Linked DNA regions of Mus musculus: region 1 is linked to region 2. A link is a loop called in an ENCODE intact Hi-C map of the cell type or tissue named here. Cell type or tissue: heart. All regions are shown on one strand. Each heading gives the region's core, and the rest is flanking DNA. Links, peaks and the distances in the headings are about the cores only. Region 1 holds the start of Hgsnat (heparan-alpha-glucosaminide N-acetyltransferase). Region 2 overlaps Lsm1 (LSM1 homolog, mRNA degradation associated).

Evidence for each region. A loop is a pair of places that touch in the nucleus more often than their neighbours do. Peaks named below come from ENCODE experiments on the same cell type or tissue, not always from the same donor. Only the 100,000 strongest peaks of a DNase experiment are listed, where the experiment ranks them.
Region 1: a loop joins it to region 2, with 2.9 times the contacts of the local background. A loop is called at or near these places in 2 of 42 quality-filtered maps.

The regions. Positions count from the first base shown.
Region 1 is chr8:25,975,623-25,978,434 of GRCm38, reverse strand. Hgsnat (heparan-alpha-glucosaminide N-acetyltransferase) reads left to right here and starts at 1,691. Exons shown (of 18, transcript NM_029884.1): 1 at 1,691-1,910. The coding sequence starts at 1,724. In heart, for the core only: a CTCF peak has its summit at 1,625; a DNase peak (open chromatin) is centred at 1,684; H3K4me3 peaks cover 1,589 bases; H3K27ac peaks cover 2,031 bases.
Region 2 is chr8:25,791,575-25,794,386 of GRCm38, reverse strand. Lsm1 (LSM1 homolog, mRNA degradation associated) reads right to left here. Exons shown (of 4, transcript NM_026032.1): 2 at 2,162-2,230; 3 at 595-710. Among named protein-coding and RNA genes, the nearest start is that of Lsm1, 7.4 kb to the right of the region's middle. In heart, for the core only: a CTCF peak has its summit at 1,816 (motif pointing left); no DNase peak of the experiment used is centred there.

The sequences.
Region 1 (2,812 bases), core at 115-2,614, 180 kb before region 2:
TCTATCAATACAAAACATGTTTAGGACAGGGAATTTAAAAAAAAAATTTAATCTCCCCCACCTTGTAAGACTTTTATGAGAATGTTTTAATCCTCCCTACCCAGTAAACCCTTTGGATTCCATAAAGGCCCACTGCACTTATTTTAGGAATTTAACAGCCTGGAGCAGTGACTCTTTTTTCTTGAGTACAGCGAGACCTTTCCTCTTCCTCCTTCATTTCCTGTGGGCCAGTCTTTTTCAGACTAGCTAAATGGATAAGATTGTGAAGTCGGGCTCTAGCCACTCCCTGAGCTATAATAAAAACCAGATTCATTTCTATCTCGCTGTGTTTAAGTGTGACACACAGAGCACACCCTTGATCGAGAGGAAAGTAGTTTGCCTTGTCCAGACACTTCGGGTGCAGTGATGGTCTCTTTCTTTGTGACCCAGAACATATTTCTAACATATTGTGGGGGAGTCCACCAGAGAAGACTACTTGGATATGGGTTTAAGCCAATAGGAAGTCCTTATTAGCTGGTGAACTCTTTAGCACAACACTATACCCTGTGTTGCAATACTCTAGTTAAAAAGAACAGTTAGCCAAAAGCCAAAACCAAGGTTATTATCTTTAGAGACTTTCCCAGAACTATGGGTTTTGATGGATTTAGGCCTTTGTTTTAGTTTTGGTGGGTGCTACATTTTATATGCTGATTATAGAACATGAATGGGTCTTTCACTAAGGCAGTTGTGCTCCAGTCTGGGGATCCATTACAAAGAAATATTAAGAAACATGTTCAGAACTGGATTCAGTGACATTGGAACCTGAAACTTTTCAGCACAGGGTGTTTTGTTTTGTTTTTTCTTTTTTCCATTAAATCTTGGGATCCATTCTATACGTTATAATTTTGACCACTGTTGTGTTTAGTAACAAAAGAATGTGATTCTTTAAATGAGGTTGCTGGTATGTTTCTTTGCATAGTTGAATTTGTAAATGAGTCCATCAAAAAAAGTAAATAAACTCATTACAAAGCTAAGTGCAACCAGTTTCCCCTTCATCATCCTATGGAAGCCTCTCACAGGTGGAAATGGGAAGATCTGTTGTTCATTTCCACTGCTGCATGGCGCGATGCTGTCTCGTTGACGGCCATTCAGATTGCCCACACGATTTTGCAACTACAATTTTATTACAAACATCATGCCTGCCCTCTTTCGCGTGTGATGGTTTCTCCCGGAATACAGACAGCAGTGTGGTTTATAAGGTCCTCATCCCTGGACACCTTAAACTTCCACAGACTGGCAGCAACCTGTGCAAGGCCAGAAACAGGAGACCTTTTAAGGGGTGTATCATTCACTCTAGGTAGTGAACGCCCAGAGTTTGTGCGTGTAAGGGGGAAGCTCTGTAGTCATTTTTACTAAGGACTCTCCTAGAAGGTGAGTAACACGTATCTGTACGTTGAAAGGCTAAGATGCAAGAATTTAGAACGTTCAGGGAATGGTGAGGGAGTGGATGACTGGGAAAGCAAAGACCACTCTTTTGCGGTTTTCTCCCGATGGGACAGAAACACTGTGCAGAGGGTAGAAAACAGCCTGGCTGCCCTCCTATGGTGGACACTAGCTGGACGCATGCTTTCCCAGCTGGGCGGGGCTTAGGAAGCTTCCGCGGGGCGTGCCTAGGAGGGAGCGGCCCCGCCCTCTCCCCGCCATCCCCTGCGGGACAGGAGCGGTGACGCCACGGGAGCGGGCGATGACGGGCGGGTCGAGCTCGCGCAGGCGCCGGGCAGAAGAGCGCAGCTCGGCTGCGGGGACAGAGCGCAACTCCCGGAGAGAGGCTGTGGGAGGCATGGGCGCGGGCCCGGCGCTGGCAGCGCTGCTGCTGGCCGGGTCGGTGCTGAGCGCCACGCTGCTGGCCCCCGGCCGCCGGGCGGAGCCAGGTGAGCGAGCGGCCCCCACGGCTAGGGGTAGCGGGGACCGTGCGTGGGCCTGCCCCGGACCTCCCCACGGCCCGCGGGGCGCAGGACTTGAGCGTCGCGCCCGGTCCACGCTGGGGTGGACCGCAGTGCCGGCGTCGCAGGAGCCGCGACCCGGGTCTGGCTTCCCAGGTTCAGTTGAAGGACCTTGGGGCTGGGTGCTCTGTCCGTCTCCGAATTCACCAGGGGGAAGGGTGAAAAAATAGGAATTCTGGGACTTCTCTTGACTCAGGTCTGAAGGTTCATAGGGTCCCGCAACTCCATTTCACAAACTCCTATCGAGAGGATAGTTTGGGTCGAGGACTGAGGCAAGTGAACACCCACTTCTACCCCAAACCCCCACCCCTTACCTTTATGCATTGTTTGGGATAGGGCCTGTCACCTGGCAAGGTATGTCACCTGCCTTTTTCCTATCCATCTCATCCCCTTTTCTGTATAGAAATTGGAATGTGGTGCCTGTGTTGAACACCCCTTCAGCTTCCAAACTTTAAAAAAGACATTGAAACAATGCAAAAAGCACGAAGAACGGTGTGAGTTACAATTTGCAATTACAACCCGTCCTTGGGAGGAGAGAGTTAAAAGAAAATCCTGCTGAGTTTGGGGTCTGGCCAGGGTGTTTGAACTTTTCACTGCTGCTCTTATTTGAAGCTTCCTGGGGGGGCAATTCTGACGTTCAGCTAGGCCTGAGGGACTCTACATGCTCCCAAATTATATAGTAACAATGTCAAGCTCTTTCTGAGCCTAAAACCCACATGGCAAATCTAAGCGTAAAACATACTACTAAAGACTAAGAAGTAGAAATCCAGCCATTCTGTCCAGGAAAGGATGCTGTTGTATAGGGTGAAGAGTAGTTGCACAGGGAGTTA
Region 2 (2,812 bases), core at 257-2,756:
GCTGACCTTTGGAACAAGATGCACAACTTTTAGCATCTCCAGCACCGTGCCTGCCTGCAAGGTGCCATGCTTCCCACCATGATAACAATGGACTGAGCCTCTGAACCTGTAAGCCAGCCCCAATTAAATGTTGCCCTTTATAAGAGTTGTGGTGTCTGTTCACAGCAGTAAAACCCTAACTAAGACAGTTTCAAACTAGAGGAGTTCCACCTACCACAGCTTCCTAACTGCTGGGATTTTAGACATGTGCCACCATACCTAGCAATGCTGTCTCTTTCTTTCCAGTTGAGAGAATGTGTGCCACCCTTGCACAGGCCATGTTAATCTTTGTACTGTTTGGACCTTAGTATAAGTGCTATTGAAGCAAACACCAGCAATATTGTTTTCTATCCGACAAAGTCAACAATATTTTGCGAGTGAAATCAAATCTTTAAAATGCCAAAGGTCACAGACTAACATTAATTACTTTCTGTAGTGTTGCTCTGGCAACCACAGCTTCCCTAGTTGCCAGCTTCCTGTGGGAAGCTTGGTAAATTGGAAAGCAGCAGCCAACATCAATACCCAGACGCACAGCAGTTTAACAGTCTCACTTACTATTTCTCCTAGTAGGACCACATTCTCTCCTCTGACCACGAAAATCCCTCGAGGAATATCACCGTACTTTTTGCCCACATGAATTCGCTCCACAGTCTGATGGAGCACTAAGTTAGCTATAAGCACACAAAGAAGAAACAGATCTTTAGTTGACATTGTTGATTATAAAGTCTATAACTAAATTATTTAGTTATTTTTAAAATTTTATCAGTTATGACAAGCCATATATGAGAATTTGTTTTATTTGGGGGTGGGGGGGGCAGGGTCCCAGGGTCCCACTCTAGCCTCAGCTGGCCTGGAAGTCCTGATGTAGCATTTGTGGTGATTCTCCTGCTTCACATGCTATACACGCTGAGACTACAGGCATGTTCAGTTTTAGGAGACTTTCAAACAAGTAAAGAGCATTTCCGACTCTGCTGTGCTAATGAACAACTGATGGTAGGAATAAGTTACTTCTGTATCATTTCCTGCCAGTATCAACATGGTCCCTAGGAAATATAAATGAGTGGGAAGCTGGAAAACTAGAGCCTAGCCAACTATTAAGATTGAAAGTCTGCATTTTTAGAAGGAGAGCTTCCTTACTGTGTGAATATATGTATGTGATGACTTTAGTGAGATTTAATAGTTTTTAGTAATTAGGACTCATGTAATCCAAACTAAATTTTATGGGTTAGGACACAACAACGATTTATATAATCATGCATGGTAATCTAGGAATTTGCTTTTTATCTCTTCATAGCACTTACATGAATTTAACTTAAGGTTTAGAACATTTTCTTCTTAAAAATCTTTTTCTCCTTTGAATTAGTACTATTTGTCTTCCTTGAAGTAAAACAGAAGTTGTTTTGCTTTGGTTTGATCTGTTTCCAAAGTGACCCTCTTGATCTACCCGTAAGTCCCTGGGACCCAGGCGCACAGCTGGCTGTTTAGGCCTCCTATGTTTGCCCTCACATTCAAATCCAGGAACCCAGCAGATGACCAGCAAGTGTCGGTGTGAACGGAGAGGTTTCTTACACCAAAGGGAGAAACAGATCTCTTCCTTCAGAAAGTGCAGACAGATGACTAAATCTGATGTATTCCTGTATGTAAACTACTGAGTTTATCTGTGTTCTGCCCCCAACAAGAGTTTCGGGAAATGGCCTCGACCCTATTCTCACTGGACAGGGAAGGATTACCTCCAGGAAATGATTTTAAGACTAACTTTAAACCTGTCACCTGGCGCCCTCTAGTGGGGAAAATAAGTGTAAATCAGTTTTAGAATACAAACTTGTTTTGTGAATGAACATACAAGGTTTTGAAACACCTAATCATAACTCTAAAACAATTTACTCGTGGCGCATGCCTTTAATCCCAGCACTTGGGAGGCAGAGGCAGGTGGATTTCTGAGTTCGAGGACAGCCAGGGCTACACAGAGAAACCCTGTCTCGAAAAACCAAAAGCCAAAAAAAAAAAAAAAATTACTCACCCCAACACTTCCATTAGGCTGATACATGTGGAAAAGTTAGATAAGTAAATTTCAGTATGAAGCAGTGCAAAAAAATTTTTTGGGATCATAACCAATACATACCAAATTGATCAATGCTTCTTAAAAAACCTATAAGTGTTCTTCCATCTCGAAGTAGGACCAAGTGCTTTTCTGGGAAAAGGAGAAAAGATCTATTAAAACAAAGGTGTCAGTTTCAGTGAACTTATACAGTATCAATAAAAATTCAGTTAATAGTTGTCTAAGCTGTACCAGACCCTCTTCTAATGTATTTAGTATGGAGCTCGGTGTAAAACACGGGATGGAAGACTGTAGCCTGGGATTTAAATGACATCAGTACTGCAGAGACTTGGAGCAGTTAGTGCTGTTGAGCTAGAAAAGGACACTGAGTAGCCAGGAAAGCAAGTGGTTCTGGCCCTGATGTTACAGTCAACCCTTTTAGCATCATATAATTTCTCTACCTTAAATAGAGAAGCTTAGTCTAGATGGCTTTTATTTTTCTGAGAGGGTTTTACTAACCTAGTGGAGCTCATATTTAGGATAACCTAGAAGCCCCTCCCTCCTTTTTAAAAAAAAGATGTAGTTTATACATAGGAGTACACTGTAGCTGTCTTCAGACACACCAGAAGAAGGGCATCAGATCCCATTACAGATGGTTGTGAGCCACCATGTGGTTGCTGGGAATTGAACCCAGGACCTCTGGAAGAGCAGTCAGTGCTCTTAACTGCTGAGCCA